Linked DNA regions of Homo sapiens: regions 2 and 3 are each linked to region 1. A link is a loop called in an ENCODE intact Hi-C map of the cell type or tissue named here. Cell type or tissue: gastrocnemius medialis. All regions are shown on one strand. Links, peaks and the distances in the headings refer to the core of each region. The heading gives the core; the rest is flanking DNA.

Region 1 (10,152 bases), core at 620-8,619:
GTTGCTTTTTCAGTGTTATTCAAGAAATAAGCCGAAAACTGAAAGGCAATTTGGTTCTCAGATATCATTGACTAGTGTTAGGGTGCCAGCCACAGTCTAGAAACCCCACTTTACCCTCTCTTCCTCTGCTACTTCTGAGAAATTAGACAGCCAAATCTGTTAGACCTTATACCTAAGACTAGAATCTATAACAAAAGACTCACGTTTGTATAATTTGTAAAATTCTATAGTTTATAATATAGATTATAATCCCACATAGTTGGGATTGATGGTATTATTATTTTGTCATCATCCCTATTTTACAGATTAGGACTCTTCAATTTGGAGGCTAAGGAAGAGGGGAGACAGTGTTATTAATATGCCCACTAAATTTGGCAATAGGGATGGACTTACAAAGACAAGAATTACATAGAACCCTTGCCATAAATATAGGAAATACTCTGTTTCTCAAGCATTCATAGCCACCTTCTTGGAATTGTAAACCTATTGTTTTATAATAATTTGGCATATAAACTATATATTTGGTAGAGAAATAAAACCAGAATAATATAATTTGTATACCTCTTTGTTTCTAAACCTATGTGCTGTCAATCTGGCCACATTTTTAAAAAGGTAACTACCTTTCATGATGCTAATGTATTTGTAAGATAAAGGCCTAGAAATTGAATCAGTGAGGTTTTTTTTCCTGCCTACTGATAACATAATATATACATATTCTGCACTTTGCTTCTCCTCCCCTTCCCCATTATTGTAATATAACTTGAAGAGCTTTTAAAGTCAACTCATGTAGAAGTGCTTCATTTTTTCTAAAGACTGCATGCTACTCTATTATATGGTCATGCTGAACTTTATTGAAACAGCCTTCTATTGAACACTGAGATTGTTTTCAACCTCGTACTATTAGAAACAATGTTGCAGTGGTTATCCTTTTACGTATGGCATTTCACAAATGTGAGCACATCTGTAGGTTAACACTTAGGATGGAATTGTTGATTCAAAGGCTATGGGACTTTTTAATTTTGATCACTATTACAAATTGCCCTTCCTAGCGGTTGTAGTAATATATTCTCTATACTCTTTTTTCTCATACTTCAAAACACTCTCATCAGCAATATATAAACAATTAATGACAGTTTCTCTACCCTTTCTCCAATACAGCCTGTGATCAAACTTTTTGATCTTAAGCAATCTTTTTGGAGGAAGACAGTATCTCAGCATAGTTAACTTGCAGTTGTTTTGAGTGTCAAGCATTTTTCAACCATTTGTATTTTCTTTTCCTTGAACTGTGTTGTTTGCTCATTTTTAAAATACGATTGTTGGTCAGGTGCGGTGGCTCACACCTGTAATCCTAGCATTTGGGAGGCCGAGGTGGGCGCATCACGAGGTCAGGAGATTGAGACCATCCTGGCTAACATGGTGAAACCCTGTCTCTACTAAAAATACAAAAAATTAGCCAGGTGTGGCGGCACACGCCTGTGGTCCTAGCTACTCGGGAGACAGGAGAATCACTTGAACCCAGGAGGCAGAGGCTGCAGTGAGCCGAGATCATGCCACTGTACTCCAGCCTGGGTGACACAGCGAGACTCTGTCTCCAAAAAAAAAAAAAAAGATTGTTGGGGATTTTCGTATTGATTTATAGTAATCTTTCTTTAAAATTTAGCCCTTTGTTATTTGAGTGGCAAATATAATTCCTAGCTTTCTGTTTACTTTTGACTTTGTATATATTTATTTTTCCCATGTGAAAGTCTTTATTTTTATGTCATTAAATTTATCAATCTTATATTTTATGACTTTTGGCTTTTGTGGTATTCTTAGGCCTGCTGCACTCCATGAGTGTTTTCTTCTAGTACTATAATGTTTTTTGCTTTTTTTCTAAGTTTTCATTTTTTTCTTACATTTAACTCTGATTTATTGTGGGGTAAAGCATGTTATAGTGTTCCAGCTTCACTTTTTTTCTGAATGGCTATCCAGTTGTCCCAAGATCATTTGTTGAATAATTCATTTTCCCCCATTTGAAATGACACCTTTTCGTATACTAAAGTCCCAAGTCTCTTAGTTATAAAACAGTAATAAACCCTTGAAACAGGCATTTTCCTAAAATACATTTTGTTTAAGTAAGACAGTTTTCAAGATTAAAGAAATTAGAGGGGATAAATGTTAATTTTAGCCTTAGTTTTGTCCAATAGGTATTGTTTCAAATGTATGTAATTGGATGAGAAATTCAGCAGTTAGAAAAGCTAAGAGTCATCATTGTATATAAATGGCTGCTATTGGTGCCAAAATTATATATTGAATAACAGGGATGTCCTCTGGCATTCATTACAGGATGTTAAAATTGAGACACACACGTGGCCAGACCAGTGAATTAAGTGCCTCCTCTAATGAAGGGTATAATGTTAAAGCATTACTATCTTCAGTGTAAGGATGGACTAACCAGGGAGAAGTCACCAACCTCCAGTATAAGATTATTTTATTTAAATATTATTTTATGAATTCTGTTGGCAAATATAAACTACTTTGAATCTTGATGTCTCCTAATAAAGATTACCTTCACTTTTGTCCTTCCTGCTTAATTTTTAAAAGCCTGTTCTGCTTTAAAGACTTTCATTTGCTGGGACCAGATTTCTTGGATTGCTGACACATGTCCTTCTCTCTGTGCACCCACCCCCACCCCATCCCCACTTTTTTTCTTTAAAAGGAAAATATCTGGTTTATATCATGAAGAACTTTAAAAGCAGTAAGGAGAGAGTAGAATTATATGAGTATTTAATTATATATATAATATATATGAGTGAAGGGGTTAATCTTTAATTGTATAAATTCTAAAAAAAATTTTTAAATGACACTAGATAGGACATAGGCCTCAAAACAACAAAAAGTTGAAATATATTATTTTAGTTTTGTTTCTGTAAACACACTATATGGGGAGGGTGAGGGAGGGAAAGGAAACCCTAACAGATTTTCAGTTCTTGTTAACCATACTACACCATCACATAAGGTACAGGATTCTAGAGTCACTGTGTCAAATGTCAGAAAACTATTTCTCAATTATTTGAGCTTCTCTAAAATATAATATGGGCAAGATTGATGACATCCTGTAAATAAAAAAAAACTTAATTTAAGGCAAACTTACAAACAAAATGAGTTTCTCTAAAATTATTTAACTGCAGAGAAAACATGCCCTGTAGTGCTGTCTCTTGTGAATTTAGTTTTTATTTTTCATAAATTTACATTCTAACCGTGAGGTGTTGTTTTAGATGTAATAATAATTACACTTTTTCTAGTTTAAGACACCTAGGTGGAAGTACTGCTTTTTCATTTTCTGACGATGCACAGGGATTGATATTTGGGTTGGTTGAGTTTTAGATGTACAAACACACTGGTCTTATTTTGTATCACTGATGATCCACAGGGTTGGCTGCTATGTGCTGAACTTTCTGTTCTAGACTTTCTGCCAAGTACTTTATGCAAAACTCTGGTTTTAGTGAAACAGGTTTTATTGTTTTTAATCAGAGTTGTATTATAAGCTGTTGTTAGCTATGTAATGCTAACAGAAGAGTTGGTATGTATATACAGCCATGAAAACAAACCATCAAAACAAGCCTGTCTCTGTTCGACTGGTTGTTTTTCCCTCCCATTCCTTTAGCCTCAGTTCATTTTGTTTACTGCCAAAGGCCTGAGATGGTGTAATTTTCTTTTCTAGGAACTTGGCATTAGAATTCCTCGACCACTAGGACAGGGACCAAGCAGATTCATCCCAGAAAAGGAGGTACGTTGTTTGTGAAAGTACATAGTGAACTGTATGCTTTTAAGGAAGAGCTTTCATGACCCACATGTTGGCATCTGAAGAACTGTTGGTCAACAACATGTTTTAGTCAGAGTTGGTTGCAGTTAATCATTCTTTGGCAGTGAATCTGTGGGAATAAAAAGCTGTTGTACTTGTGTTGATTTCTAGTATTTCATGATGTGTTTTTAACACCCATATTTAATCAAGTAAAGCCAAGATTTGTTTTTGACCAGTGATACAACATCTGCTTATATTTAGATGTTGTTTAGGTGTGCCCATAACCTGAGTTACTTAGTCTTGACTGTCTCCACAGGCTGATATCAGTGCTAGATTGGATCTTTAATTCTATATATGTATAAAAGCATCTATGCTTTATTTTCATAAGAAGTGTATGCTATTAGTTAATTTTAGTTCTCCTTAAATTGAGTGAGAGTAGGCGGTTTTGTAAAGAAAGGCTTTAGTGTCTGTTTGCAAGCTCTGCAAATTTGATAATCTAAATCTGCTTCTTTATCTGGATTCTGGCCAACTCTGCAAGCAGCCTATCTAGATGGCCTTTAATGTTCAGCCTTTGTTGTTTATCCCCTACTATATAATATGTAACTGTTTATTCTTCTGTATCTTTCAACCAGTTGAGTTTAAATTTGTAACCCCTCTTTCTTAAGCCAGATTTAATCTGCTTCTAAATGATACTTAGAGTGTAGCGCATGTATATTTTCTTCCCTTAACACCAATTTACCATTTCAGTAACCATGGTTTTTCTCATTTATACAGATCCTCCAAGTGGGGAGTGAAGACGCACAGATGCATGCTTTATTTGCAGATTCTTTTGCTGCTTTGGGCCGTTTGGATAACATTACGTTAGTGATGGTTTTCCACCCACAATATTTAGAAAGTTTCTTAAAAACTCAGCACTATCTACTGCAAATGGATGGGCCGTTACCCCTACATTATCGTCACTACATTGGAATAATGGTTTGTAAACATTCAGTGAAAAATTGTTTTTGCCTATTTTTATTAATCTCTTTAAGAGACAGTTAATGCTTTAAACACAGGGATAAATACTTAGATTATGATATATAATATGATTCCTGTTGCACAGTCTCTGTTTTTCCTATTTTTAAATAAGTACGCTCTCAAGTATAACAGAAAAAGAAGCAAGTATTTATACATTGCTGAGAACCATTCTTCATTAAATAAGTAGAACACAAGTTCTGTTTCATTATTATAAATAGTTCACATTGACATAAGTGGTGCTTCCTGTTCAAGATGTAAATAATATTCCATTATTTTATGATTGGCACCTTAATTGAAGTTTCTTCTTAATCTGAAGTTCTGAAAGTATATAGATAAAATGTCTAAAGTTCAAATACTTTTATCAGATATTTTGTTTGTTCTTGGAATATTTCTAAGGTTCTTACAGTATTTGAATTTTTAAAATGTTTATATAAAAACTGCATTTCTGTAGTTTACGGAAAATTTGAAAACATACTAATAAACTTAATTAGCTCTTTTGCATGTTGTAAATAAAAAGGATATGTAGTTCAAGGTTTTAATATTTATAATTAGAATAATCTTTTTGTTTTAAGGCTGCGGCAAGACATCAGTGCTCCTACTTAGTGAACCTGCATGTAAATGATTTCCTTCATGTTGGTGGGGACCCCAAGTGGCTCAATGGTTTAGAGAATGCTCCTCAAAAACTACAGAATTTAGGAGAACTTAACAAAGTGTTAGCCCATAGACCTTGGCTTATTACCAAAGAACACATTGAGGTAAGCAGTGGGGTAATATATCTTGGGAGTCATTTCAGACTTTTTTAGAGCAGTTTTAGGATTACAGAAAAATCGCACAGAAAGTACAGAGAGTTCCTATTTTCTACCCCCTGAATCTCTTCCCACAGATGCACATTTTCTTCTGTTACAGCATTTCTGTGGTACATTTGCTGTAATTGATATATTACTAGTAACTCTATAGTTCACATTAGGGTTCAGTCTTTGCATTGTATCGTTCTACACATTTTGACAAATGCCTAATGTCACGCATCCATTACAATATCATATGGAATAGTTAGTACCCTAAAAATGCCCTGGGTTCCACCTGTTCATCCCTTTCCCCCCCTTTCCCCTTCCCCTAAACCCCTGCAACCACTCATCTTTTTATTGTTTCTATATAGTTTTGCCTTTTCCAGAATGTCATACAGCTGGAATCATACAAAAGTATGTAGCTTTTCAGACTGGCTTCTTTCATCTAGCAACATCCATTTAAGGCTTCTTCATGCTTTTTCACGACTTGATAGTTCATTTCTTTTTATCACTGAATAATTCTCTATTGTATAGTTATGCCATAGTTTGTTTATCCATTCACCTATTGAAGGACATCTTGGTTACTGCCAGTTTGGGGCAATTACGGATAAAGCTGCTGTAAACATTCATGTATAGGTTTTTGTTTCTTGTTTTTTGTCGACAAAAGTTTTCACCTCATTTGGATAAATAATTAGGTGTGCGATTTGTGGATAATACGGTAAGCCTACGTTTACCTTTGTAAGAAACTGTAAAACTCTTCCAAAGGGCAGTATCAGTTTGCATTCCCACCAGCAATGAAGCAGCATTCCTGTTGTCCCACATCTTGGCCAGCATTGGTGTCAGTGTTTTGGATTTCAGCCATTCTGATAAGTGTGAAGTGGCATCTCATTGTTATGCATCTTTATGTTACGTTTTAAATGCCATGTTAAGCTAGTTCTGGTTCTATTTATTAATAGAGATAATAGAGTAAAAGTAGATTGATGTTCTCTAAAATTGTCTACCATGCACTATAAATTCTTAGAGATGCATCTTTTGGTCTTATCTATTTCATAGAATAGATACTATTAGATAATTAAAGATATTATCAAGAAGATACAAGATTTGAATATATTAATACAATGCCTATTATATATTGTCAAGTAAGGAAAAATTATACAAGATTACAAAATAGATAATGAAGCAGAAGTGACACAGAATTGAATAGAAGAATTATAGAAGTTATATATAACTTTTTGATGATTTAGGAATATTTAATCAAGTTGTTCAAGCCACTATCTTAAAAATTCCTTGAGGAGGCCTTATAATAAACAAAGCACAGGCGTTTCACACAGCAGCTTCTACTTTTAAACACAAATTTATTACATTTGCTTTGAGATTTTGAACTAACAACACAGTAATTCATTCATAATCCAGCATCTGAAATACAGCAGCCACTTTTAAGCAAAATGCATTCTCTTACATTTTAAGTCAATATTTCAGAAAATCAAAATAATAGTGAATGTCTTAACAGATTATGTTAAGTTCTATTTGTGAATGCATATTCATAAAAATTAGCAAATTCTGGGTTCTACATGTTTCAAATGATAATTTTATGCTAGGCTTTGTATGATGACTCATGTTTTCAATAAATTAAATACTAAAATGAACTGTATACTTTTACCACACCCCAGTACAAAAATATATTCTTTTTTTTTTTCCCCCTAAGGGACTTTTAAAAGCTGAAGAGCACAGCTGGTCCCTTGCGGAATTGGTACATGCAGTAGTTTTACTCACACACTATCATTCTCTTGCCTCATTCACATTCGGCTGTGGAATCAGTCCAGAAATTCATTGTGATGGTGGCCACACATTCAGACCTCCTTCTGTTAGCAACTACTGCATCTGTGACATTACAAATGGCAATCACAGTGTGGATGAGATGCCGGTCAACTCAGCAGAAAATGTTTCTGTAAGTATTATTTGTCATGAGATTGTCATAAAACTAATCACAATAATTGCTGTTATATTATTTCTTCAGTTGGCTTCTTAGAAAAACCCACCCTGTTAAGACTGTGGAGATATTGGGCCCCTATATCTATTCATTCAGTAGGGTTTTATTGACTGCCTCACATGCTCATCACTAGTCTAGGTGATATACAACATTTTACAAAAGTGATGTACAAAACTCTAAGACCCTGTAGGAGTTTACATTTAGATAATTTTAGGATCAGGAGCCAACAGCATGTGTCCCGTCAGGACCAAATAATATTGATTGGCTACTGCAGTGACATGAGGGAAGGCTGAAAATAGTGTGGCCTGGTGGTGGAGACTTTTTGTGCCAATCACATTCTTCTCTTTTGCACAAAATAAACAGTCTGGCTTCTTAATTTTTTATATTTCAGAAGATTTAATCAACTTTGATCTAGAAATTTCTCTCTTCAGAATTCTTTTTCATGTTTAACTTTGCACCAATATAGAAGGTGATATCAGGTGAATGTAAATGTGTTAAAATGCTTTCACCTCTATTCCTTCTGTTCCTGGCTTTTATATATTCTTAGTTTTGTTACTCCTTTGAAACAGAGCAAGTTCAGTTTTCTATAAGCAAATTTTAATTCCTGTATATGATGAATCAAAATCTCCTTCTGCATTCTTTTGTTGTAGTGAAAAAGCAAGGGTTTATTTTATGCTTCAAAAATAAATTTTAGAAGCAGTACCACAGCCATCTGAATGCTTTACATGCATTTTCTGAGTTATATTATCCCTTTGAAATAGATTTGACAGGTTGAATTGCCTTTAATTTATATATTTGACTTCGGGCAAGTTACTGAATCTCAGTTCTTTTGTATCTAAATAAAAGTAAAACACAAAGTTATTGTGAGGTTTAAATGAAATGTCTCTAAAGAAGTAAAATGCCAAGTACAGCACTTAGCATTTGTCAGGTGCTAAATAAGAGGTAGCATTTACATATGGTGAAATTAGCACAAGAAAGAATAATTTTCCCAAGGTTGATCATAGGACTGCCAAAGACCATCAGTTTCACCCTCCTTTGAGCTGCCTAGATTCATGTTATAGGCCTGCATATGGCCACTGATTATTTTTCAAAGCTTGGCAGTCAGAAGAGGATCCAAGAGAGTATTCAGTTGCTAGAATGCTAGGAGATGGATTCTTCTCCTTGCTACCAATAATTTAGTACAAGGCTAAAGAAAAAAGTACTTGATTGTTTCTAGTTCTCCTTCTATTAAAAGAATGAATAGTGAAAGAAGATAATTTTTATTTCTCTAATAAGCTTCCTATTCCCAGGTAAGTTGGATACTTTTAGAAGGTTTATGGCCTACCCTGATGACACTTTGACAGTGAGCTGATATGGCTTGTTCTTTAGGTACATATCCAGTATCTGACTCAGCTCTTCAGATACAAATGGTAACAAACAAGAATTTTCCCTCCCTCCCAACCCTGGAAACTACTTATTCATTTCTTTACTCTCTCCATAGTTGTCTTTTCCAGAATGTTATATAGTTGGAATCATACAGTACGTAGCCTTTTCAGATTGGCTTCTTTCACTTAGTAATATACATTTAAATTTCTTCCATGTCTGTTCATGGCTTGATACCTAATTTCTTTTTAGCACTGAATAATTTTTCATTTTCTGGATGTAGCAACATTTCTTTATTCCAGTAGCTACTGAAGAACACATTGGTTGCTTCTAAGTGTTGGTGTATTATTCTGTTCTCATGCTGCTAATAAAGACATACCCAAGACTGGGTAATTTATAAAGGGAAAGAAAAAAGAGTTTTCTTACACAATTTTAACATTTTAATATTAAAATGAAATGCCATTTTTTTTTTAATCCCAACTTTAGCAGATCAGTGAAGGAACAAAGAAACCTACTTTGTTTCCTTTCCCTCTTATTTCAATATAATTTATCAAGAATTACCTTTCCTAAGAATACTTAAAATTTGGGCTCTTTAAGAGGAGAATAGGTAAACAAAATAAATTAGTGACAGATAATGTGAGTTGACAGAGATCTTTTTTAAACTTTGAGTCATCCTGTCATGAAACCTAATCCTTTTCAGCTATTTTTTATTTGGTTACTGACTCTATGTCAGGAATAACTGGGGAAAATGCATGCATGCACCACAAGAATCTTCAGTATCGTCATAGAAACACTTCCCATCATGAAAGTCTTAGAGAAAGGGCTTAATACTGGGCATTTCAGTATAACTGTTTGGATCAAAAGAAAATGTAAAGCACAAGTGATATAGATTGTCTCTTAATATAGAATTATCCTGAGAGTCATTCTCCAGCAAGTATTTCTTGAATATCTACTATGTACCAGGTACTATGCTAGGCTTGGGATATATACAAGTAAACCAAACAGATTTCCTACCTTTATGAAGGTTTGGTCTGGGAAGGGAGCCTGCATTAAATCAATATCATGCGAGTAACAATTATAAATTATGATTGGTCCTCTGAAGGAAAGAGGAGAGGGTTGTGTTAGAATAATTGGAGCTTGTGGGGTAAATGACAGTGTTTACAAGGATGTAAGCTGCTACCTGAAGGATCAATGGGTGGAAGCCAGGAAGAATG
Region 2 (10,152 bases), core at 1,515-9,514, 57 kb after region 1:
TTGATTATAATACTTGAATCCCATTTCACATAAAACAGAGGGTTACTTCAAGTAATGCCTGGTGGCAAAGGCCCTGCCCTGGGCTCTGAGTTGGTAGCTTCTCCTCCACCCTGATCAGACCCAACAGAGTAGCAGAAAATCAGTTTTCCAACCAGGACAGAGGGTATTTCCAAGAATTAAGCATCTTAAAGAAGAACTTCATCTGATATTTTCTAAGCTGAGGACTATAAACAGAATTTTTGTGTGAACTTTGATACATGTTTCCTGCTGAAAGACTATATGAATTCTAGTTCTGAAAATCCTAATAATTAATAACAATAACAGCACAGTAACAGCAGCAACTAACACACAGTACTTATTAGTACTCATGATGTGCCAGGCATTGTCCTAAGCATTTATATATACAAATTAACTAATTCACTAAAAATGATAACTTCCATTTCTTTAACCTGAATAAAGCTATTCACAGTATCTTTTACAATCTAAACCGCCATCTCCCTCGCACATTTGATAACAGTGATGTTAATAAGTTTTGGACTTCACCATGTTCCTGGAATTGGGCTCTCTTCTCCCATTTCCATAAAAGCATGTTAAACAAGACAGGAAAGGCATTATGAGTGATTTTAAGTGATTGCTTATTTAATTAATATTTGCATTTTGTACCCTAAATTGTTACCAGGACTAAACAATTTACCTCCTAAAATGTCATGGCATCTTCTAAGGGTGCTGGATTGTTTTTTTTCTTCCTAGGCCTTGCCGTTTCACCTCCATCTACCTGGTCTTGCTTTTCTCTGAGTCCAGCTCAGTAGGCTTCTCCAGCCCTGTCCCACCTCCAGCTATCCGTGTTGATTTGCCAGGATTTAGATCAGATCCTGGTAAAAAATAGATTTCCTTAGTGGTCATCATTCTTCAAAATTCAAATGACCTCTCCCCACTGTCACATGCAGTCTAATCTGGGAAGACTAAGTGCTGCTTTTCTTTTTCTAAAAATTCCCTCAGGCCCCTTCCTCTTCTAAAATTCTTCGATTCTGTCATCTCTGTAGGTCCTAACGTGGCCGAGATTAGTAAGCCTCCAGTGCAGAAGAAGAAGCTCTAGGCTGTAGGGCAGGAAGAGTTAACACTGTTATAATACTGCTTTTCCTGCTTCAGATGGAAAAGGAGGGGGTGGTTCCTGGCAGCCGCGGTGCCAACTGAAGCATGGCATGCGAGATCAACAAATGGGATGGCAGATTGCGCCGTCTGCAGCACCAAACTTCCAGCAACTGCTATCTCTGCTTACTGTTTTTGTCCTGTTTTTCAGGGTTAGCTAAGGCACTTTTTCTTTTCTTTTTTTCCCCTCCCTTCTTAAATATATTCTACATGGACCTAGGGATCCTGGAAGAGGCCAAAATAGAAGCCATCTCACAGGAGGTCAGCAGAGGTAGTGTTTTCTTATCTCCATGCCAGGGCTTGTCTTGACTCATCTGGAATCCTGAAGAAGGCTGAGCAAGTCAGCTTTCTAGGGCCCCTCTCCTCACCATGGGTGGCCTCTGCTCCCAAACCGTGCACTCCAAGGTCCTCCCTACTGAACCAAGGTCTGCGTTGGGCAGGATCATGGAGAGATTATCTACTGTTCCACAGCCCGAGCCATCTCAAGTCTATAAAATATTACTTAATATTCTATAAAGATTTGTAAAAATTAAACCAAGGCCAAAATCATCTATTTAGAGAGAGCACCAATTCCACAGCGGAAAAGGATTTCATCAATATGCAGCTCTCCTTTGAGGCACACATTCTCTCCTTTATTCTTAGACAATATCTGAGAATCATCTATAAATTAACACTCCATTTTTATAGCATTTTTATTAAATTTAACACAATGTTGCATATTCATATCATAACTATGTGATTTTGAAATAGCAAACTGAAGATGAATCAAGAGAGAGCTTTTTTTTTTTTTCCTAAAGAAGGCAGTCTAGTATAACCAGTTCATATCGACTTTCTAATTTTGCTTAAAACAGAATCAGCCTAGCAACAGCTACGGCCAACCAGAGCTTAGACAAACAGATACACTTAGAGGAAGAAGACTGACCTCAACAGAGCTTTCCAGTTAGAGCCTGAGGGATATTGTCATTAGTTTCGCAGATGTTATGCCCCAATGAGCAAACAAGTTACTCAATCTGAATGGGCCCCACAAGCCTGTGAATGAAATTACTTTAACTGGAATAAAACCAGGAACAGGGCACTGCTCACCAGGATGGTCTATGTCCAGTTCCAATGGTGGCAGCATTGGCAGTAGCTGTTGCATGTTACTTTCCATGGGAGAGACATTGGCCTAAAGCCAATGAAAGACATTTTTACCCCTATTTAGAGATGTTGAAACTGAGGCTTCAGGAGACTCATTAAGTAAGCCCAAAGTCAAACACTGGTGAAGAGAAGAGGCAGGACTTGAACAATCATCTCTGTACACACAGATGGTTTCCAAAACCACCTTCAGCCCAACTCCTCATTGCTAATCATCATCATCTTCCCAGTCCCCCAGCCCCAGCATCTCTGATTCCTCTCTATCTCATCCCCTCACCAAGCAGTCACCAAGTCTCCTCGACTCTGTCATCTCAAAATGTTCCCCAGCTCCCTCCTGCCCATGCCGACCTGGGCTAATCTGCCTGTAGACTGTTGTCAGAGGCCCTTTCCAGGCTCCTCCCTCTGCCATCAACCCTAACACCACTTCTTAAAGCACAGCTCTTCCCTTTGCTCAAAAACATCTACTGCCTATTAAATGAATGTCAAAGCCAGCATCTAATGCATCATCTGGCCCCACGCAACCACTTCTTTGCTACCTCACATTACTCTCTGCCCATGGCCAGCCACAGTGAACACATTCCTCCCCGACTCCCACACCCTTCCTCCCGTACCTTAAAATAACTCATGTGCATAATGTTGACTGTGGGGAAGAAACAATATCAAGCTGTCACAGAAAGAATAAACTATGTTCAGCAGACTCCACTTAGGAGGGAACTGCTTCCACTAAGTAAAGGAACACATTTTAGAAAAATTTGTAAGAATGGGTTGAAATGGAAGGGGATGTAAATATACTTAAAATCCGAACTCTCTATTAACCAGAAAATTAATCAAAATACCCTGTTTAAAATATGGTTACAAACTTCTCGTGCCTGAGAGCTGAATCAGGATTTACAATTTGCTTTGTTTATCCAACTTACCACCCTCAAACAAAACTCAAACATTAATTGAGCTTGCAGGTGGCTTGAAGAACAGATAAATTTTAGCAAACTGGAAGACAGACTGTGCACTACTGCAAAAATGCTAACTGACCATAGGGCACTGAAAGTGGGTCAAGAGTTTGCCTACGTGTTTAACTAGATAAAATCGAAGAATCTGAAATGTTGGAGACTCAAAGCCAAGAATCTAAGTAGAAAATCATTTTAAAACCAGAAGAGATTACGCTTGATTCCTCCATCCATCTATCTGTTCTATCAGCAATCATTTATTGAGCACCCACGATATGCCTCTGAATGTCACTCAAAAGTACCAGGCCAATGCTAGAATTTCACTGTGCTAAGTTCTTTTTCAAGCCAGCAGACATAAATCAGGCATTTGGGTTCCGTGCTGAGCGGGGTAAGAGCCAGTTCCACAAGGGCAAAGCCGGCAGGAGCTGGAAAGAATGAACAAGCTAAGGGCGTATTGTACAGCCTGCCCGGTCAGGGGCGCAGACCAAGGCCAAGGCTGAAAAAAGGAGCAAGCTCAGCCAAATGCTCTCAGCACCCGCTGGGAATGTGCCTGCAGAGGGGCTGGGAAGACAGCCATAGGGCGTGCTCCTGTCAGGCAGGAGGCAGAGGACAAGCTGGGAGCCAAGTCGCCCTACAAAGGCACCAGGGGAAGGGGTGGGGGCACCTTCCTAACCAATCCTTGATGGCCCAAAGAGGATAGCGGGGAAGAGAAGGCACCTCTCTGGAATGCTGAAAGGCTGTGGTCACATTCAAGATGAACAGCTAGAAAAATGGAGGTGGTTTTGCTTTCAGCCCACACTGTTCAGACATTCCAGCTCTCATTTCTGATACCACGATGGCTAAGCATTCCAAATCAGTGTTCACTGTGCATACATGGCTGAAGACAGCAGCTTATGCCTATAGAAGTCTAAACAGAATGAGAGAGGTAGGACTTTAAAAGCAGCACAACCAAGAATGAGTCTGGCAGTTCCCAGGGTTTGCAAAGGCTCTGACGACAGTCCTGCTGCATCTGGAAGCTCTGTGGTAAAAGAAACAAGAAATTAACCGTATCTAAACGTGGAGAGAGTTAAATGGTCAATGGACACATGTGATAGGAATGTAGACAAAGGTTGTTCTTTTTGATCATGACCTTTGCAAAATATTGCCAGTCTTTTGAAAGTCTTATTTGAGGCATTTTACCAGATCTCTTGCCTAGTAGATATTTACAGAAGAAATGGGGAAAATCCCTTCATGTTCTTCCAAAAAACAAACCCAAATGTATTTTCCTGAGATGCTAAATGTAGCAACACTGACGTCAGAGGCGCCTCCTGAGGCAGGCTCTGCCTCCCAAAGGCTGATAGCAACCCCACTCCCTCCTTCGTTATTAAGCCCATCTGCTTGCACATTTGTTTTGTACCAAAAGCAGTTTACACCATAAAGCAGACAATATGTGCACATTTCTTAAATGAGATTTGTCATTTAATTGAATTTTGGCCAGCATTTTTAATAGATATTTTACCTAACTCTAAAGTTTAGCTTTCATACGGCATTAAGCCGAACGAGAGGCTGTTTCATCTCAGTTTTTGTGTGTGTGGGAACTGGAGTTACTAGTTGCATCATGGATCTTGGACAAATTAACCACACAGATATGAGCCAAAGAAGTTTCCCTTGCTCTCCCTGCGGAAGTCATTTATGAGAGCTGGGAGGAGTAGATGCCTTTTCATTGAGACTGTTGGTGAGCCAGAAACCCAGGCCATGCACATAACCATCACATACAGATGGAAACGGAGGCCCACTTCACTGAGGGCCATTATGCAAACAGAGGGGGTGTAAAGCGGACCATATTCTAAGTGAACTCATCACTCTCAATTTAACTGTTGCAAACTACAACATTTAGATATGGGTATATACTGAACTGTCTCAAAACACGATATCTGCAGGAATTATTTTAAAGATGAAATTTGGTGCTTGTTTCACTAACAAATGAATCAGCAACTCGCAGCTTGTCTAGCCAACTGAACTGAAGGCACCCTCCCTTGGACAGGCGGCTCTAAGGGTCCTGAGGAGTAGAGCCTGTGCCCATCTCTCCTGAGGGAGCCACTCTGGCCAGTGCTTGAAGCCTCATCAGTGTGATGAGCACCTTTTTCAAACTAGATTTGGTCCCAGGACTTATTTTGACACAAGTCTGGCAGCGAAAATTTGTGGAAAAGACTAATGTACCATCCTGTGTTCTCCAGCTAAGAAATCATTCCTCAGCTGCCTGTGCAAAAGGCAAAGGGCCAGTGGTTCTTACCACTTACTGGGAAGCCTACATTAGCACCTGGTGGGTCTTGTCAACTTGGTTCCTACTTTGTCAGGAAGAATCACTGTCAGCTCTGCTCCTGTAGAGAAAGACTGACTCTGTGTGGCTGATTTGATTAATCACTTTAAAATCTTTTGAGGTTTTATGGGAACCCCTCTGCTGTCAATACTGGAGAAAATGGTTTTAAAGAACCACCTTAATAACTTAAACCATAGGGTCTCAAAACCTGCTGTTCATTTGAGTCACTTGAGAAGTCTCTTAAAAATAGGTTCTTGGGCCCCATCCCAGACCTGAATCAGAATCTCTCTGGGTGGGGCCTGAGCACCTGTATTTCTATTTTTAATTTAAAAAAATTTTTAATTAAACTCAAATTTTAAGTTGAAAATAGGTTTAAGGGTTCCTTTTGTTTTGTCTTGTTTTGTTTTTTTGAGACAGGGTTTCACTGTGTAACCAGGCTGGAGTGCAGTGGCTCGATCTCAGCTCACTGCAACCTCCTTCTCTCAGGCTCAAGTGATTCTCCTGCCTCATCCTCCCAAGTAGCTGGGATTACAGGCATGGGCCACCAAACCCAGCTAATTTTTGTGGGTTTTTTTTTAATTGTTGTTGTAGAGACAGAGTTTTACCATGTTGCCCAGGCTGGTCTCGAACTCCTGGCTTCAGACGATCCATCTGCCGCAAAGTGCTGGGATTACAGGCCAATCTGAGCCACCTGTGCCCAGCTAAGCACCTGTATTTTTAAAGCTCCCCAGGCAAATCTGATGATAAGCCAAGTTGGGGAGCCACTCTGATTTAAATCAAGAAAAAATTAGAAATCTCACCACTTGAATACCCATTATTTGTCTTTATAATAATGCTTTTTAAAAAATAATATGAATTCTTGTAAATATAAATCCTTATTCCTCATCAATACCCCTCACAGCACAGTTGTATAGAAAAGTGAAACCACACCACAACCCCTCCTGTCGATGGACTTGATTCAGACTTTATATACTCGAATATATAAAGTATATTCAGACTTCTCATATGTTGAAATCAGACTTTACCTTGACAAGAGAAAAAGAATGTAAAAATAATGGAAAATTTTGTGACTTTTGGTATCTTCTCATGTAATTCTAATTTTTATCCCCTTTAATGGAAAACAACAGCAGATGGGGAGGAAATATTCTACTTCTTCCAACAGCAAACGGCCCTGGTGCTACCTGGTTCAAAACAGGATTTCCCCCTCTGTGGACGGCAGCAGCGACCGGCAGCTTCCTGTGAAGCTCCCCATCCGCTGATAAGATCAGTTCAAGAGGCATGTGTAGGTGACATTTCATTTATCACTATAAAGGGTTTTTTTCTTTTCTTTCTTGTTCATTTTAGATTTCTGTTTCTATGTTTTTTGAAAACGCGATTAGCCATAAACATGATTTGATTTAAAAGTGTGTCTTAGAAAAATGAAACCTATGCTGATCCTAAATGTAGTCCTCAGGCTTTCAAGACAGAAGCAATACTAACCTCCCAGAACAAAAACAGGGAAGGTCTACTGACTCTTTCTGATTGTCTAATCACTTGGCAATGGCTGTGTATATTAAGAGACTACAAAGCTTCCAGAGTATTTCTCTACAACCCAAGTTAGTCTTGCAGGGATGTTTCCAGGAGCTGAAAAAAAAAATAATTATAGGAAGTAATAATTCTGTTTAAATAAGTTGCTGGAAGGCTGATTCAGGTCTCCACAATCAGTTCCAAGCCTCAACATTCAAGTAAATCCCAGTTGCGGCAAAGTGTCTAACCACTGCAGATCAATACACTCACATCAGAACATTAAGAGGAAAAACAAATCATATTTGATCGGCCACCTGGGACATGGGAAACATGAAACTAAGATGCCATGCTGGTCTGAAGGGATTCTGTTTTGCTTTTTATGGCAGCCCACCCATGTGAAAATTGTGGGAAAAAAATTCTTATTATTTCTTCCTCCAAACTAGGAAGAAGAAAGTACATATTTAAGGAAGAAGCACTCGAGTACTAGAAAAAATATTTTTTAACACCTTACAGGTGCCAAAGCATTTCACACACTCAAAATTCTTTCTTCCAGCACTTATGAGCTTACTTTGCCAAGCATCATCTCGGTCTATCAGGACAAAGTCTGTGTTGTTTAGGAACTCGCAGTAGTGGATAGGGCAGCTGCATAATGATAACCATTTGGAGAACCACTAAAGAAATGTTTATGAAGACTTATGGGAATTTCTGGTTAATGATTTTAGGAAGTGGTTGGGACACACAACTACTTCCTTGTAGCCTAAACTCTTTCCCTGCTCTTCTAAAATATTTTGGTTTTGAGGAAAATATAAATTATGTATTTTTCTTACTGGAAAAAAATCAAAGTAATGACTTAAAACTACAACATTTCAATCTTTATTATAAGTAAAAGTATTGAGTCAAAGTATAATTTTTTAAAAGTTAAAAACATGACTCTCATGGGCTCATAAAATGAACACACTTCAAAAGTATTTAACTCATTAATGAGGGGGCCGATACCACGGTAAACTTTGTTCCAAGCACAACTGAAGAACCGGGAATTTACAAGCACTTAAAATTTCTGGGTTATATACAAACCTGACAAATGCCTACAAAGTAATAAAACCATAACTTTTGAGGTGATCCTGTCTACCAGATTGAAACCTACAAATTAACATGTAACTTTATTGTGTCTGGTATCTAACCAAATAGTAAACAGCAAGTTCAAACACCAATATGTTGGCCTAGGGAATTAATCCCTGATTGGGTCATTAAACAATGCCCTGGCATGCCTTTGTCAGGACATGCCTCCACCTATTCCATACCTTATCGCTAAGATTTGTATAGTTTTTCTTAATAATAGTGAAGTGGTTAAGGCCATAGGCATACTGCTTGGGTTCTTAGCTCTGAGTGTACTAGCTGGGGGTATCAGCTATGTTAAAGTCTTAAAAATGTTGCACTGATGAGGGAGAAATTGACTGGTCTTGCTTGGGAGGCCTCACAGGGGAGCAGACAAGAGAGCTACAACTTGAAATATGGAATTGGCTTTGAAGAGGAGAAGTCACAGAGAAATTTCATCAGAGCCCCTTAGGCTCTTCTCATTAAGTCTGTTCATATTCAATTTTATTTTAAAGTTTTTAGTCTAAAATATCTGTCTGTCTGTCTGTCTGTCTGTCTAGCTAGCTAGCTAGTGATCAATGGCTCACTGCAACCTGGGCTCAAGCAATCCTCCCGCCTTAGCCTTCTAAGTAGCTAGGACTACAGACATGTGCCACCACGCACGGCTAATTTTTTGTTTATAGAGATGAGGTCTATGTTGCCAGTCTTCTCTCTCTCTCTGAGATAGGATTTCACCTTGTTGCCAAGCTGGACAACTAGTTTCACTAGAGGCTTGCACCACCACGCCTGGCTTATGTGTTGATACTGGAGTTAAAAAGAAATTATTTAGGCAGATAGTGAGGGTAAGGAGGTCCTCGGTAAGGTTTTCCTTTTAATGAAAAGCAGCCCCCAAATAATTTCTTTTCTAATAAAGAGCAGCCTGTAAAATCAAGCTGCAGACATAGAAAGGCAAGCTAGAAGCTTCCACGGGTGAATGCTGCCAGCTGTGCCAATAGGAAAAAGAATACCTGGGACTAGGCATGTCCACTATGGCAGCTCCATCTTCCCTTCTCTTTGCTAGCCACATGTACAGTAAAGAGCAGGTAACATGGTGCTGGCCAAGCAAAAACACCATTTGTATAATAAGAAGATTAGGTTGGGGTGGCCACCTTCCCTGCGTGCTATGTAAACATCACACCTGGTCCAACCAATCTTTGGGCCCTCTGTAGATCAGATATTGCCTCCTCAAGCCTGTCTATTAATACCTGTGCATGGGCCAGAAGTTCCACTTGGGTGCCTCTCTCACGCGCAGGAGAGAGAGCTGTTCTCCTCTCTCTTTTGCCTATTAAACCTCCGCAGTTAACCTCACTCCATGTGTGTCCATGTCCTTGATTTCCGAGATAGAGTCTTCCTCTGTCACCCAGGCTGGAGTGCAGTGGCACGATCTCGGCTCACTGCAGCCTCTGCCTCCCAGGTTCAAGCGATTCTCCTGCCTCAGCCTCTTGAGTAGCTGGGACTACATGCTAATTTTAATAAGCTTGGTTATGAGGTTCCCTTGCTAATTGCAAACAAATAATTGCAAAAAAGCAGGTAAAGACTACCAAAGGTGGAGGTAGCAACCAATAGAAAAAGAAGAGAGAGAAAATCTACAAAGAAGATGCAGACATTTAAAGAACCTCATCAACAGACTCAGGCTTCACATGTGGGACAAACAGTCTCTACAGCAATAATTAATGCTTATAATAATGACCTTTGGTATCAAGAGGTTAAGTTAGTTTTAATATCTTCTAAGAAGGAAGAGAAACATGCAATATGTTTGAATATGATTTTTGCCACAATGATTAAGTTTAGTGATGAAAGTGATAACATGCATTTCTTTGATGGTTCTGAATAAGCATGTTACTGTACATGGTTTACAAGGTGCTCTCTATTCCTCTTTGGAAATTAAAATAATTTTAATAGGTATTTTAGTCTGTTCTTGCATTGCTACAAATAAATACTTGAGATTAGATAATTTATCAAGAAAAGAGATTGAATTGGCTCATG
Region 3 (10,152 bases), core at 1,198-9,197, 81 kb before region 1:
CTCTCTTCCATACCACTATTTTCTGGCCTTTCTTATTTTATTGATACGTTGTGAACTCGGTCCCTTTCCCTCAGAAAGCCTTGTGGCTTACTTCTCATTGCCTCCTCTCATTCGTGTCTTTGACCACTTTCCTTCCTTGCTTTTGAGGCTCAGAGAATATTCTTTATTCTCAGGTTTTCTGTCCTTCTTTGGATAAAGAATGTGAAGAAACTGAAGGCAAATCTTTAACTTTTTTTTTCTAAATTGTTTGAAGACAGCCAATTTTTTTTCACTTTCTGACTTACAGGAGGAATCATATCTGTACTATCTATACTCAGTGTCTTCTTTATAATATATAAATACATCCTGTCCTATGTTTTGACTCTTCAGAAAGATCAAAATTAACAACAGTACTCTTTATGTGTTCAGATTTCGTCTATTTTATTTTATTTATTTTTGTTTATTTATTTATTTTGAGATGCTGTCTTGCTCTGTCGCCCAGGCTGTAGTGCAGTGGCACGATCTTGGCTCACTGCAACCTCTGCCTCCCGGGTCAAGCAATTCTCCTGCCTCAGCCTCCTGAGTAGCTGGGATTACAGGTGGGCGCCACCACGCCCAGCTAATTTTTCTATTTTTAGTGGAGACAGGGTTTCACCATGTTGGCCAGGCTGGTCTTGAACTCCTGACCTTGTGATCCACCCATCTCGGCCTCCCAAAGTGCTGGGATTACGGGCATGAGCCACAGTGCCCGGCCTGATTTCATCTATTTTATTCCTGTTGGAGTGCCCCCATTGGCCTCTAACATGAAAAAAACTGATTCATTTAAAAAATATTTTTCTAACATAGTTATTTTGTTTACAAATGGGATATAGTATTTTGTACAAAGATGTTAAACACTTGCATAGTAAATTTTACTTTAAGATCATGGGTTGTTCATGACATCATGAAGGATCCTCTAAAACAATGGCTTAATTAGAATTTTTTCTCATTTTCAACACTTTGTGTCCTTAAAGGTGCTGTATGTGCAGACCATTCATGAAGTAAAAGAATTAGAAAGTAGGTGTACTGTTGTCTTTGTTTAGAGTTATATTTATTTTTCTCTTGATAAGCCATGAGAAATTTGCAAAATATCTTTTTACCATTTGAATAGGTAATTAATAATTCAAACTGCTAACTTAAGGATTGTTGAAACTTTGGTCTGACAGAAAGTAGCTGTGGAATCTTGGGTATAATAAAGGATTCTTTTTGTTTTTTGAGATGGAGTCTCACTCTGTTGCCCAGGCTGGAGTGCAGTGGCATGATCTTGGCTGTCTGCAACCTCCACCTCCCGGGTTCAAGCAGTTCTCCCTGCCTCAGCCTCCCGAGTAGCTGGGATTACAGGTATGCGCCACCACACCCAGCTAGTTTTTAGTAGAGATGGGGTTTCACCATGTTGGCCAGACTGGTCTTGAACTCCTGACCTTAAGTGATCTGCCTGCCTTGGCTTCCCAAAGTGCTGGGATTGCAGGTGTGAGCCACCGTGCCCGGCCTAATACAGGATTCTTAATCACTTAAAATTTTAATAAAATGGGCACTACTTTGGGTTATGTATTAATCATGAAGAATTTTATAACTTAAAAATAGTCAGTGTTTATGTTGTAGCAAATTAGCATGGACTGGAAGGAACCATAGACATGAGAAAAATCTTAGAATTTGTGGAAGAACAGAGTTGATGCTGGTCAGGGAGGGCAGCGTGCTTAAAGTGCTTAGAAGGATGAAAGTGCTGCTGGAAGTACATCAGCACCAAGCAAGCTTTGCCACCAATTCTAATCTCTGCTTTGTCAGAATTTCTCAAATCAGTTTATTTTTTCACACGATGGTAAAATATCTAAATTTTTAAATAGAAGTCAGTGGAAAATAGGGTTTACTTTGACACATTGTTTCTAGCTCACATTTACTACATTAAGTGAGAAAGATTTGAAATGACCTTAAAGAAATTACTTAGTACTTTAATTAGGCTGGCAGAATATACTCAGGAAATCAGATTTCAAGGATTCTTCAGAATATTTGGTGATTGTATTTCTGTGTGTGTGTGTGTGTGTGTGTGTGTGACGGAGTGTCACTCTGTCACCTAGGCTGGAGTGCAGTGGTGCGACCTCGGCTCACTGCAAGCTCCGCCTCCGGGGTTCACGCCATTCTCCTGCCTCAGCCTCCCAAGTAGCTGGGACTACAGGTGCCCGCCACCAGACCCAGCTAATTTTTTGTATTTTTAGTAGAGACGGGATTTCACCATGATAGCCAGGATGGTCTCGATCTACTCACCTTGTGATCTGCCTGCCTCGGCTTCCCAAAGTGCTGGGATTACAGGCATAAGCCGCTGCGCCTGGCCAGTGATTGTATTTCTAGGGGCATTGACACACTAGAAATTTAGGTATGAAATCCTTAGCTAGATAGTCACACTATGGGAACATTATTTTTATGCTTGTTTTTTTTTTTTTCTGTTGGTTGCTACACTGATAAGCCAGTGTCAATAAAGATACATGTACCATAAAGTTACTGTATAAAAGAAAAAAAAACTTTAAAAGATGCTTGTTTTTTTAAAAGTGCGTTTTTCGCTGGAGATACTTTGAGAGTTTCTGTAGGATGACTATTAGGAGCATTTATTAGATTTTCCCAGTTGGTATTTTATTATTAAAATCTGTCTATTACGAGTAGACTCACAGTTTGTGGCACACTTTTCAAATAAATAGATTAAAAACAACCTTTAGTTTGTAACAAAAAAATTCATGTTAAATTTGGCAACATAATAATTATCTGTCTTCTCATGTTCTAATGTCTTTTATATAAAGAAATCTGATAGATTGTAATGAAATAGGGAATTACCTTGGAAAAACTAGATACTTTTAGCTTTATATTTTACATAAATATTACCTTATTTTTAATTTTAAAAGTTAGAGGTCTTCTTAGAATTATACATTCTTTCATTTATTATAAAATCACCTTAGGACAATTCCTAAGCTTTTATTTATTTTTTGTTTGTTTGTTTTGTTTTCTTTTGTTTTGTTTTTGTTTTGAGACCGACTGTTGCTCTTGTTGCCCAGGCTGGAGTGCAATGGCGTGATTTCAGCTCACTGCAGCCTCCCCCTCAGGGTTCAAACGATTCTCCTGCCTCAGCCTCCCAAGTGGCTGGGAATACAGGCTCCCGCCACGATGCCCGGCTATATTTTTAGTAGAGATGGGGTTTCACCATGTTGGCCAGGCTGGTTTCCAACCCCTGACCTCAAGTGAACCGCCTGCCTCGGCCTCCCAAAGTGCTAGGATTACAGGCGTGAGCCACTGTGCCTGGCCTAATTCCTAAGCTTTTAAACAATACTAAAGGGAAAAAAATTTATGACATGAGCTTTGTGGTTTATATTACCCAAATAAACTTTAATATGTATATATAATCATTCATTGAATATACATATTCATTTAGTGAATAGTATTAATTTAGTATTTTAACTTGAAAGTTGTTTAAATTGACAAACTGACAAATATATATGCCTTGAAAAATTAAACATATGGGTAGGATAATTTTTACTTTTATTGTAATATTCAGTAAAGTGTAATTAGAATCTTTACCTTACTAAAAGTGAGCATTTACTGTTTTGATACCTCTGTGTTTGACAAGCACTGCACACTTGTCTTTAAATTTTACATGATTTCATTTTCTAGCTAGTTGGCAGGTGTTAGCTGTCTATAATTATAACTGAGTAATTTTTCAAATGCTATTCATAGCCTAAACACAGCAAGACATTCTTCCAATCATGTGATAAAAACTGAGCCTTGCAAAATAGTGGTAGAGTGATATGTTCAATGGTACCGAAGGACATATTTAAGAGAAGCCTTTCAAAAGTAAAAAGTAATTTAAATGTTAGGGAGACAGGTTTTCTCACAGTGTAAGATCTCTCAAAGTCATTGATAGTGATTATACCTCAAATTAAGATGTATCTACTTTCTCATTGAACAAGTTAAGGTATACATTGACTGACTTAAATTATAACATATGACCTTTGTTGATGACAGTCATTCTGAGTATGAAAAATTGAAATTTTGTTGAGACAATGTAAATTTTACCATTGAACCTAATGAATCATTTCTTCTCATTTCATTCATTAGATTTGTGTATGTGTGTGTATCTACTATCTGCCAAACCCTATGCTTATCTATTTTTTGACATGGGAAAGAAAAGGCTATGTATTTCACTTAAGTTTAATAAAGGTTATACTTTAAAAAACAAAAGAAACTTTTTATTTCTGATTTACTTTATTTCCTAACCATCTATTCTAAGTATCCACAGTCTCACTTTGACTAGAGATCTTACTTCAGAATGGTGTAAAGGTCATGTTGAATTTTCTTACTGGCCATGTGCTCATGAATAAATTAACCTCTACAGTCTCAGTTTCCTCATCTAGTAATTGACATTTTATTATCTCCCTTGTGGTATGGTTCTAAAAATTAAGAGATGACATTGGTAAACCATTTTGTAAACTTTAGTATACTGTACAAATTTAACTGTGAATAAACTCTTTGAACCTTTGTTTACTTATCTGTAAAATAATAATAATACTTCATACAGTGGGTTTGAGAATTATTTGAACGTGTAAAGCATGTAGAAGTAAACCTAACACATAGTAAGTGCACAACAAATATTGGTGATGATTGTGATGGTGATGATAATGATGCATTTGATCTAGATCTTCCATCTAATGAGTCAAACTTGAAACTGCCATTAGTTTAGAAATGGATACGCTTGATTTTTACGTGATTGACTTTCATACATCCCGCACTTTATCCACATGTATTGAAAATCCCTAATTGCCTTTTGTACATTAAATTCCATTTTAATACATCGTGTCATAGGGTACCACTGCCCCAGTGTAAGTGTTAGTAGTTGCCCAAAGTGACAGCAGATCTGGAGCAACCAGCCCTTCATTGGAGTCCAGCATCATTCTGGTATGCCAGCATGGCACCAGCAGGGAGAGGTTGCAGAGAGGCAGCTGCATGGATCATCCAGGTGATCAAGTGCACATGGAGAGACCCATGGCCAAAGTTTGTGCTTCAGTACCTGGACAGCATTGGAGGATAATGGTCAAGACCATGGGCTGTGAAGTTAGTCAGACCGGGTTTAAGTCCTGCTCTGCCAAACTGTGTGACTGGGCAAGTTACATAACCTCCTTAAGCCTCAGTTCCCTTACAGAGTTATGAGCAATGCTTACTGGAACCCAGTAAGCACTCAGTGAATGTGAGTACTTAGTATTCTATTCTGCCTCCTTCCTCTAGGGGAGGAGATAGGAAGTTGAGCCCTCTAGCACTATATGCCCTTAGAGCCCCCAAGTCTCCAGCCAACTGAGAAAGTTTTAAGCTACTTTAAAGGTTCATTGGTCCTAGGGGAAATAGTGCCTCTAGGAACTACAAGGATTTTATAAATATTGTTTTAGCTCTCTGGGAACTGGATTTCCCTTACACTGAGTTAGTCTCTTATTTCACTTATAAACATTTAAATTTCAACGTGTCTTCAGGGACACATAATATAGGAAAGCAAGTGATTGTTTGTATGCCGGTATTGCCAGTAAGCAACCGAATACTCTGCTCCTGGTTGATTCATGTCTAGTACTCCAAGCAAGTTATCTACTACAGAAGTTTCTTTCCTTGACGGTTTAATGAGGACATTAGAGCTGCCCTATCAGTGTTTCTACTGTGCTTCCCCCAATGGGAGCTTGACATACTAAGCAGAAAGTCTTCAAAACAGTGCTTTCTGTATCAGACAGCCTGATATAATTTAGAAGAAAGGAACTAAGCAAGGTTGAATTTGCTTGGTAATATCTGGCAGGTGTCTTTGGGGCTCCTGCTGAGCTCCCAATGCCTGCCTAGTTTATCTTCTGTGAATTGGGGTGGATGGGAGGGGAGGGGCAGAGGTGGCACCAGACTTTCCTGTCTGCTTTAAAATGTGCCATGGGATTGGAATCAAGTTGTCTTAAAGAGCCATTAGCAGTCTGTATGCTTTTGAAAACAAGAAGAAAAGGCATTCTGTATGCCACACCTAACCCTTAGCCCTTTTCATGTAATAATTCATTCAACCTTCCCAACATTGTATGAGTAGATATTTTTATTCCCATTTTATCTGTCAAGAAAAAACAAGGCCCAGATGGGTTAAAAACTTGCCCAAGTTATCATAGCTAATGCAAGTTGAATATGTCTTATCCAAAATGCTTAAGACCAGGCTGGGCACCATGACTCACACCTGTGATCCCAGGGTTTTGTTGGATTGCTTGAGCCCAGAGTTCAACACCTGCTTGGGCAACATAGTGAGACCTCATCTCTACAAAAAATACAAACATTAGCTGGGCATGGTGATGCATGCCTGTGGTCCCAGTTCCTTGGGAGGTAAAGTAGGAGGATTGCTTGAGCCCAGGAGGTCAAGGCTGCAGTAAGTCAAGATTGCACCACTGCACTCCAGCCTGGGCAACAGAGGGAGGCCTTGTTTCAAAACAGAACAAAATGCTTGGGACGAGAAGTGTTTCAGATTTCAGATTTTTTTTTTTTGGATTTTGGAATATTTGCATATGTATAATGAGATATCTTCGGGATGTAACCCAAATCTAAACACAAAATATATCTGTTTTATATATACCTTATCACATAATCTGAAGGTAATTTTTATGCAATACTTGGAATAATTTTGTGCATGAAATAGTCTGTATTAAGTACTTGTGTGTGGAATTTTTCTACTTGGGGTGTCGTGTCAGTTCTCAAAATGTTTCAGACTTTGGAGCATTTGGGATTTGGGATTTTTGGATTAGGGATGCTCAGTCTGTAAGAGGAGGAGTCAGGTTTAAAACCCAGGCTGTGAGACTCAAGAGTCTGTGCTTTCCAACATTATACCTCATTATCTGAATAAAAATTTAACGTTAAGATTCCTAACAGTAAAAATATATTACTTTCTTTCCCAAATTGTTTTCCTTCAAGGTAAAACTTAAAACTTTTCTAGGGGAAACCACATTCTCAGATGTTATTAAGTTGCATATCAAGTTCTTATTTAAACCTTGACCCATGTTGAAACTGATTTGAACCCTACTGAATCTTCATGTTTCACTGTGGTGTATAATTTTCATTATGTTGTCATTATAAAAGTTGCCTGATCGCAAGGATTCTATGGACTGAGATCCTGGAAATATGGTGTATAAAAGGCTTATTTTTATATTAAGAGATTCCTAGTAAGATGATTTATTTAATGCACTACCTAAAAGAAAATTTGGTATATTTCCATGAGCAATAGACTCAAGATTAGCTTTGAAAGTTAAAAGAGCATTCTCCTAGCTAGTTCATTGTTGCCATGACAGTGCTGGCAGTGCAAGTGTTGTAGTAACTCCTTGCAATGATCTTATTTTAGACCCTAACGTTTGCAGTGCTGAACGTCCCCTTCCCCGCCCCACAAGTAACTCTAGTGGAAAAGTACTGGTTTTATAACTGGCTTCTGGCTTTATAGCTGAAAGACTGCACTATTGTGGGCTTGAAAAAATAGTGTAGGAGTGTTGAGTATTTTTCCTGTGGATTATAAATGTTTGAAATCTCCCAAAATACGGTTTTGCATTACATATCATACAGCAAGTTGTTTATAGCTAAAAAGAAAAGGAGCCTCAATTGTCTTTAGAAATCAAGCCTAGGTTGTATAATTACATTGAGCTCATACAGAAATCATTCTCCCATTTGTATGCTCATGCATACTTCAGATTCAACTTATTCTTTTATTCAGTTATTATGGAAAATTATCATTAGAATCATAAAGGATTGTGTTTAAACAATGTAGAAAAGTACTTTTTTGCATCCCTTTCATAATTCAGCATTTATTTCATAAATTGTAACATTTTAGTCTTGATTTCTTAAAAAGCAAACTCACCTAAGTTATATAATGTTCAGAAATTACTCAATTTGAACTGGGTACCCGAACCAACATAATTGTTGAAGCATTTTTAACTTTGTTGCTTATATGTTTTAAATTAGATTTTAAAATACCTCATTGAGATTTTCTAATTGTAAATCCTATTATGACAGTACCATTAAGCACAAAATATTTGCAAATTTATAAGAGTAAATGCCATTTTTGTCCTTTTGCATACCATTTGTTAGGTCAGAGTTTTGATATGTGCGCTAAAAATCTGTTATAACATGATGAAACAAAATGATTTTGGCAACTGACCTTGTCAAGGAAGATGGAAAGTCTAACTGTTATACCTCATTAGTGACACCTGCTTTTTTCTTAAATACTACATTAAAGCTTAATTCATCTTCCTTAGGTGTTAAAGATTTAAACGTATCTTGCATGATTGGGCCTGTATTGAATATTAGAGTATGAATATCAGACAATCCCTTTTGTTTCTTTTTTTTTTTTTCAGTTTAGCACAGAAAAATAACTTTATAAGCAAAAATTTGACCCCAGGCTAGAATTGCATTTAGCCTTTCCACCAGGCAATGAGAATTTATCAGAAGTGTGTTTATTTTTATTCTCTTAGTGGTAATTATTCCGATAAAGAAATATCCAATTCCAGTCTACAATGGTCTTTGATGGCTCCCTCTTTGAATTTGGAAGTAGATATATAGTAATATATGAAGATTCAAACCTTGAGATAAATATTCTTTCATTTCATACAATATATTATTTTAATTGGTCAGAATGAGACTAAATTATGATTAGCTCCTTTCTCTTGTTAAAATACAGAATTACAGGGTTGTTATTTTTTTTCCTGAATCCCACAGCACCTCTATAGCAGACCTCCCTCTCCACCTAAGGCTGAAATAAATATGCTTTTTAAAGATAAGGTTAGAATTCATTTAAAATATTTCTTTATGTCTGACACTGTTTTGGCATTGTGGGGGATGTAAAAACAAAAGAAAACAACTATTGCCCTTAAGAATTTTGTAATGAAAATCGAAGAACAAATTAAGACTGGCTAAAAATGTGAAATTTTATGGTACTGTGTTGACAACAGTGCAGCTGTTGGTGGGACAGTGCATCATACAGCCAGACTTTCTAGAGGGCAGTTTGAATATTAGTCCAAACCTTAAAAGTGTGTACATGTTAATATATTTATGATATAAATGTATTATCTATATGTCTTTTATATACAAGTGGGTAATTAAATATCAAACAGCAGGGATTATAGACATAAAGGATTATTATTTATATTTATATTTTATTTTATTTTGAGACAGTGTCTTACTCCATCACCCAGGCTGGAGCACAGCAGTGTGACTATAGCTCACTGCACCTTCAATCTCCTGGGTTCAAGTGATCCTCCCACCTCAGCCTCTTAAGTAGCTGGGACTACAGATGCACACCACTGCACCCAGCCAATTTTTAAGTTTTTTGTAGAGACAGGGTCTCATTATGTTTCCTAGGCTGGTCACGAACTTATTGTAATTATTGAAAATTGTTTTAAAATGTATGTATAGGAAAAGAAATAAATATACAAATTTAAATAGAAAAGACAGCTTTAAAATAGTATGTAAAATATTTATTATTATAGAGAAGAGGGAAAAGTCAGGAAACTCATGCACCAAAATATTAACCATAGTTCTCTTTTAGAAATAGAGTTATTGGTGATTTAAATTTTTCTTTGAATAATGGTAATCATTAGTAATTAATTTTTGATATGACTTGTTTAATGAATTAAAAAAATTAAAATCACTTAAATGTATTGAGTGCTTACCATATGGCATTGTGGTAAGCATTTTACATATAACATTTGCAGTGTTTCCATGGGTTACAGGTTTTGAGGAAGAGATCTTTCCCAAACAAAAGAAGTACACAAATATGCATGAACCCACTCACTATAATGTTAGATTAAGTTTCTGATTTATTTAGTCAAGGAAACGGGAAGCTCCTAGGCATTCTCATTGAGAAGAAGTACTTGCAGCCACCTTAGTGCTCTTTCCTTGGACCCCAGGGTTCCCAAAGGTGGGGTGCAGCTGCTGGTGACACTGTCTGATCATGTGGGTCACACCAGATCTGCAAAACTCAGTTCATGCCATACTATTGTCTTTTTATATTTGGGGTTTACATTCATATTCTGGATGAGTTTACACAACTATCTGTGCACTTTGTCTGAAGTCTCATTTCCCTGCAATCTCCAATTTTATACCTACAACAATTCT

The links. A loop is a pair of places that touch in the nucleus more often than their neighbours do. Peaks named below come from ENCODE experiments on the same cell type or tissue, not always from the same donor. Only the 100,000 strongest peaks of a DNase experiment are listed, where the experiment ranks them.
Region 2: it touches region 1 in a loop (4-fold over the local background); 46 of 110 quality-filtered maps call a loop at or near these places.
Region 3: it touches region 1 in a loop (5-fold over the local background); 37 of 110 quality-filtered maps call a loop at or near these places.

The regions. Positions count from the first base shown.
Region 1 is chr6:108,995,895-109,006,046 of GRCh38, reverse strand. SESN1 (sestrin 1) reads left to right here. Exons shown (of 10, transcript NM_014454.3): 2 at 3,704-3,769; 3 at 4,559-4,759; 4 at 5,374-5,556; 5 at 7,292-7,534. It also overlaps a transcript of ARMC2 not described here. Among named protein-coding and RNA genes, the nearest start is that of ARMC2-AS1, 77 kb to the right of the region's middle. In gastrocnemius medialis, for the core only: no CTCF peak of the experiment used is centred there; DNase peaks (open chromatin) are centred at 3,432 and 3,786; H3K4me3 peaks cover 2,684 bases; H3K27ac peaks cover 8,000 bases.
Region 2 is chr6:108,939,617-108,949,768 of GRCh38, reverse strand. All of the region lies in intron 12 of ARMC2 (armadillo repeat containing 2), which reads right to left. Among named protein-coding and RNA genes, the nearest start is that of ARMC2-AS1, 21 kb to the right of the region's middle. RefSeq lists an enhancer at 3,852-4,408. In gastrocnemius medialis, for the core only: a CTCF peak has its summit at 5,597; DNase peaks (open chromatin) are centred at 3,778, 4,548, 4,908, 5,508 and 3 weaker places; H3K4me3 peaks cover 2,093 bases; H3K27ac peaks cover 7,476 bases.
Region 3 is chr6:109,077,433-109,087,584 of GRCh38, reverse strand. The region is part of intron 1 of SESN1 (sestrin 1); the gene reads left to right. Among named protein-coding and RNA genes, the nearest start is that of SESN1, 12 kb to the left of the region's middle. In gastrocnemius medialis, for the core only: a CTCF peak has its summit at 5,270; DNase peaks (open chromatin) are centred at 3,224, 5,074, 6,324 and 7,384; H3K4me3 peaks cover 4,168 bases; H3K27ac peaks cover 8,000 bases.